2 separate regions of the Homo sapiens genome follow, and region 1 is linked to region 2. A link is an interaction called in ENCODE POLR2A ChIA-PET data of the cell type or tissue named here. Cell type or tissue: CD4-positive, alpha-beta T cell. All regions are shown on one strand. Each heading gives the region's core, and the rest is flanking DNA. Links, peaks and the distances in the headings are about the cores only.

Evidence for each region. ChIA-PET counts read pairs that join two places held together with the same protein. Peaks named below come from ENCODE experiments on the same cell type or tissue, not always from the same donor. Only the 100,000 strongest peaks of a DNase experiment are listed, where the experiment ranks them.
Region 1: POLR2A ChIA-PET joins it to region 2 with 6 read pairs; 2 of 35 experiments call an interaction of 5 or more read pairs at or near these places.

What each region holds. Positions count from the first base shown.
Region 1 is chr12:89,765,214-89,768,138 of GRCh38, forward strand. The region is part of intron 2 of LOC107984543 (a long non-coding RNA gene); the gene reads left to right. Among named protein-coding and RNA genes, the nearest start is that of ATP2B1-AS1, 58 kb to the left of the region's middle. RefSeq lists a silencer at 883-942. In CD4-positive, alpha-beta T cell, for the core only: no CTCF peak of the experiment used is centred there; a DNase peak (open chromatin) is centred at 1,428; H3K27ac peaks cover 694 bases.
Region 2 is chr12:89,627,444-89,630,368 of GRCh38, forward strand. ATP2B1 (ATPase plasma membrane Ca2+ transporting 1) reads right to left here. Exons shown (of 21, transcript NM_001366521.1): 7 at 235-273. Among named protein-coding and RNA genes, the nearest start is that of ATP2B1, 80 kb to the right of the region's middle. In CD4-positive, alpha-beta T cell, for the core only: no CTCF peak of the experiment used is centred there; no DNase peak of the experiment used is centred there.

The DNA of each region.
Region 1 (2,925 bases), core at 265-2,764, 140 kb after region 2:
ACAGATTCTCCCTCAAAGCACTCAGAGGGAACTAACCTTGCTGACACCTTCCTTTAGCCGCTAGAAACTGTGAGACCCAAATTTCTATTTAAACCATTCAGCTTTTGAGACTTTGTTGCAATGACCCTAGCAAATGAATACAGAACCACTTAATAGTGGCTTGAGGGGTGGGATTATCAGTACCACGGGAACCACATAGATGGGTGAAAGTTGATTCTCAGAAATTGGTTCTGGGAAGACAATCTCATAGATTTTCACTACAGATCCCCCAAGACAATTTGTTTTGACTTGAAACTCAACTATGGACATTTTCTTTTGAATAAATTAGCTTGCTTAGGAATTGGGTGAATAATTAAAAATAATCTAAAAATTAATTTGTGGATATTTTCTGATTGGCATTATCTGTCTCAGCACACAAGTTGCCATAATGGTGGGGAAAGCAACAAGTAACAAGCCTGCTTTGCTCTAGAGCAGATTGATATATGTAGATAAGTGGAATTTATGTGAAAGAACCAATAATGTTTGAGAGTCTGCTGATAAAAGATGACATTGAGTAAAATGATGGATTCCTGTCTTAAAGGGTAACTTTTCTTATTATTTTCTTAGGCTGTATTGTAGTTGTTATTTATAATACGCTCCAGTTGAGGCATCATCTTGTAATTATTGCTCCCTCTACTCTTTCTCAACTTACTCTTCACTATGAGTGTTAGTATTCAACAGTTTAGACTTCATCAATAAGTAATTTCCATCAGAATGAGGAAAGACTGGTCCTTCTCTGTTTATGTTTTCTAATCTTGGAATGAGGTACCTTAGACTAAATCAGGGATTGGGTAAATTATAACCCTCAGGCCAAATTTAATCTACCACCTGGTTTTACAAAGGCAGTTTTATTATAGCACAGCCACACTCACTCATTTACTTACTTTCTGTGGTAGACTTCATGCTACAATGGCAGAGGTGAGCAGTTGCAACAGAGACTCCATGGCCCAAAAGCCTAAAATATTAACTATCTGGACTTTTACAAAAACAATTTTCCAACCTCTGACCTAGGTAGCTATGTAAAGGGAGAAAAAGAGGTTCTGTTTTTGTTTTTGTGCTTTTAATTAAGTCTACCAGGGACAGACTTATTAGCCTTTAGAGTAAAACGTAATCCCCACGTTACTAATAACATGAACTCCACATTTAAAAAATGGACTACATGGTTTAAAATGCTTTGTTTAAACTCATTTTTTCCTTATGTATAGTTGTTTGTAATTAGTAATTATTCAGCTCTTCTAGTTTACTTTTTCTTTTGCAAATAACTGGTTACAGAAGTAAAAAATAGAAGGGTTGTCCGAAGGCATCATGTGTTTTTGAGAGTAGTTGATCTAATGTTTCTTGAAGCCAGGAAGATATTTGTGCACTTTGTCTGTGGCTTCATTTCCTTACAGGAAATCACCTGGGGCAGATAACACCAAGCTCAGTGTATTCTTGTTGCTCAGTTGATTAGTTGATTGATTTGAAATAACAGAAATAATAAAGAAAGATATTTCTATTTGGGAAAATTTTTTTTTAAAGTTTATAATAATGTCACCCTAATAAGTTAGTTAATCTCTCTGAACTTCAGTGACCTTCTCTGTAAAGGTACTACCTATTACATAGTGTTATGAGGATTAAATGAAATGGTCCATTTAAAGAGTTTGATAGAGTATCTTGTGTATAATTAGAGAATAATACATTTAATTCTTGTTATTATTATTATTATTGCTATATTTTTAGCTACTGTTTTAGGCTGAATATTTGTCCTTTCCAAAATTCATGTGGAAATTTAATCCCCAATGTGGCAGTGCTGACAGGGGGCTTTTAAGAGGGAATTGGGTCACGAGGGCTTTGCCCTCATGAGTGCATTAGTCCATTAATGGATTAATGAATTAATAGGTTAATAGATTAATGAGCTCTCACAGGAATGAGACTGGTGGCTTTATAAAAAAAAAAAAAAAGGCAGAGCGATATGAGCTAGCATGCTCAGTTCCCTACCCATTTGATTCCCTGCACAGCCTTGGGACTCTTCAGAGAGTCCCTACCAGCAGGAAGGTTCTCACTAGATGTAGCATCTTGACATTGGGTTTCCCAGCTTCCATAACTGTAAGAAACAAATTCCTTTTCTTTAAAAATTACCCAGTTTCAGATATTCTGTTATAAGCAACAGAAAATGGACTCAGACACTTACCATATCCTAATTCCTGTGTTATATTTTAGCTACAGGGAATGTTAATAATTCATTTATTTATTGTATTTCTTACTGTATTCTTTTGGATTCTCCAGAGAAACAGAACCTCTCAGGTTCTTATATATTGATTATAAGAAATTCTGTGGAGGCTCAGAAGTCTCAAGATCTATAGTCAGCAAGCTGGACACCCAGGAGAACAGATGGCATAGTTCCAGTCCAGGTTGGAAGGTCTGAGAATCAGAAGAGCTGATGGCCTAAGTTCCAGTCTGAGTCCAAGTTCTAAGGCAGGAGAAGTCTGATATCCCAGCTCAATGATAGTCAGGAAGAGAGAGTGAAGTCTCCCTCACACTACCTTATTATTCTATTCAAACCATTCAAAGTTTCCATAAGACCCACCCACATTGGGAAGGTCAATCTGTTTTACTCAGTCTACTGATTCAAATGCTAATCTCACCCAGAAAATTGCTCATGAACACACCCAGAATAATGTTTAATGAAATATCTGGGCACCCTGTGACCCAGTCAAGGTAACACATAAAATTAACATCCCAAGTTCACCCCTTGTCAATTTGGCACCCATATGCACCTCCTTAAAGCATACTTCATATCCAAATAAAGAAAATAACAAGGTAATAATTCCATCTACCATGATAAAACTATCTTGCATACAATTGGCAATGCAGTAACCCCTTCCCCAGAAGAGGAGGTAAAGTCCT
Region 2 (2,925 bases), core at 138-2,637:
AAGCATTTCGGATAAGGGATACTCAACCTGTACCACAAATCATACTTAAAATCTTATTAACATTGCAGTGACGACATGACTAAGACACCGGCAGGAAGAAAGGTTAACCCAAGCTAACGTATATTGTTGATTTTCCCTGCCACATGTATCTTACTTTTGAATAAATATGGTATACAGTAGATTTTTGGATATAATGAAAACAAGCTCACTGTACTTTTGTCCTCCTAAATTTACCTTTGTTGCGATTCTCAATAGCTCCATCTTGTTTCTTATCTGTAGGAACAAAATGGGAATTAAAGCTTTCCAAAAGAAATGAATACAGCCATGCTAAATTATGCAGAAGTAGTTCACATTTCTATAACAGTTGTTACACAATGGTGTGTGTGTCTACAGATTAGAAAACATTTGACTTGTGATGACCTGCTGGGTCAATCACTCCCTAAGTCTTACCTACGGGAGAATACCGCAAAATAATTTAGGGTGTCTATATTTGTTTTATTTTTCCATAGGACTTCATTATTTTATAAGCTGTAATAAACCTAAATATGATACAAAAAGTTTTAAAACTAAATACAAATATAACCCCAAGAAAGCAGAAAAGGGCAGAGGTGGAGAGGGAGGAGGAAGAGCAGGGGTAGAGAGGGAGGAGGAAGGGATGTTATAAAACGACAACGGGCAGTCGGGTGTGGTGGCTCATGCCTGTAATCCCAGCATTTTGGGAGGCCAAGGTGGGTGGATCATCTGAGGTCGGGAGTTCAAGACCAGCCTGGCCAACATGGTGAAACCCTGTCTCTACTAAAAATAAAAAATTAGCCGGGTGTGGTGGCATGCACCTGTAGTCCCAGCTAGTCAGGAGGTTGAGGCGGGAGAGTTGCTTGAACCCGGAAGGCGGAGGTTGCAGTGAGCCAAGATCACGCCATTGCACTCCAGCCTGGGGGATAGAGTGAGACTCCGTCTCAAAAAAAAAAAAAAAAAAAAAAAAAAAAAAAAAGACAACTGGCACACAGGAGAGTGTTGATGAGAGTGAGGACAAAATATGTACAAAAGATAGGAGAGGTAACTTAGTAAAACTAGAATACGAATGTATAGAATAAGCCAGTAAGACTACCAGGTAAGGCAGCTCTCCAAATCAGCTTATATTTGGAAAACACAGAAAGATGAGCATATCTGAAGCAATAAAGTAATGAAGGGACAGGCCTATTGTCTGGAGTAGGCACTACAATATTAAAAATGCCAAAGAGCAGGAGAACCATTCATCCTATATTCTTCTAGCTTCTTTATCGAGGAGAACTATCTTCAAACGGAAAACATGGAACAAACATGGTCAAGAAGGAATAGAAGCTCAAGATTGATGAGGAGATAGTAAGATAATACCTAGCTACTTTTAATGAGCTCAAGTTTGGAGAGACCAGACGGCCACAGTCCAGGCCACTGAGGGAACTGAGACACATTACCCCGGACTGCTTCTGAGTAATCGCTAAGGCAGTCAAGGGAATGGGAGAAGGGCTGGAGGCCCACAGAAGAAAAAATGTTGCCCTGTTCTTTAAAAAAAAAACAACAACAACAAAAAAAGGGAGTCAACAAATTAGATGTTAATTTCTGGGGAATGTTCTAGACTAGATTAATAAAACCAGTGTATAAGACTCAGGGGGAAAAGAAGCTTACTGGAAAAGACACTGTGGAATACAGTGAGGATGCAAACTTCCCTTCAGCGTTCAATGACTTTCAACTCTTGTGGATTAGGATGGAGCACAGCATAAAAGGGTAGACTCTTGAGCCAGAGAAGAGGGTGTGACCTGTCACTTACTAGCACTTTGATCTAGAGCAAATTATATAATCTCCGTAAGCCTCAGTTTACTTATCAGTAAAAAAATAATAAGTCTTTACTTTGTACAGTTGTGAGGATTAATGAGATAGTGCATGTAAAACATTCAATAAATGGAATCATTACTGTGCTGGTTTTCAAACTGCGTTCTACTCAGCCTTAAGAAACGTATGGAAGCACATTGAGAACTGCTTCAAGGAGGACATAGAAAAAAAACCTAGAATGGGGGGCTTGCCACCTGGATCTGCGTCCAGAATTTTTCACATACATTTTTGTTTCGAAATAGAGATTTTATAGCTAACAGCAAAACTCAAAGAACAAAACAAACCACTCAAATATTAAAAACACTGCTGTAGTTATAGCAAACCAGGATTTTAGCCAGGCAGTTATTTTAGAATGTTTCAAAATATTCATGTGAGAAACAACAATATGGGTTTACTATCCTAAATAACATCAAATAAATCTAAGTGGCTAAACCACCGTAAAATGTTGTCAACCTAAAGGGAAAAGACTCCAGAGGGGTAATCCTGAGTGTGAAGGAAGGGTGGTATAGCAGACACTTAGAAGCAGGGTGGGGAGGGCTTTTTAAAAGTGGCATGCCCCTAACTAGGAGATTCTGAGATGTCTCTTGTGTATAACAGTTTCTTGTAAGATCCTTGCAGATAAATGGTATGTATGATTATCAAGTTTTCTGATAACAGAACACTTGGAGGGACAGTAGATACAATGGATCAACATTTTAAAAAGATTTTGATATCTAATGATGGGCTGAATATAACAAGAGAAATGTAAGGTGTCAAAGTGAAGTCCTAGTCTTGTGTTCAAAAACCAAGCACATTAAGTATAGTAGAATAGAAATGTGAAGAAGATTAAAAGAAAGCTCAGTGAAACCAAAATATAATATGGCTGATAAAGAAAGCCACTGCTAAAGTAGCAGAAAAAATCCGCCGTGAGAGTTCAATTCATTTTGCTGATCAGATGATGGGAGATTCTACACCTAGAGAATAAATGCAAGAATGCCAATGGAAGTATTCAAGTAGATGCTGAATTTCTCTGGCCATGGTAAAGGGGACTGATGTATTCTCTAAAGGCCCATGCTA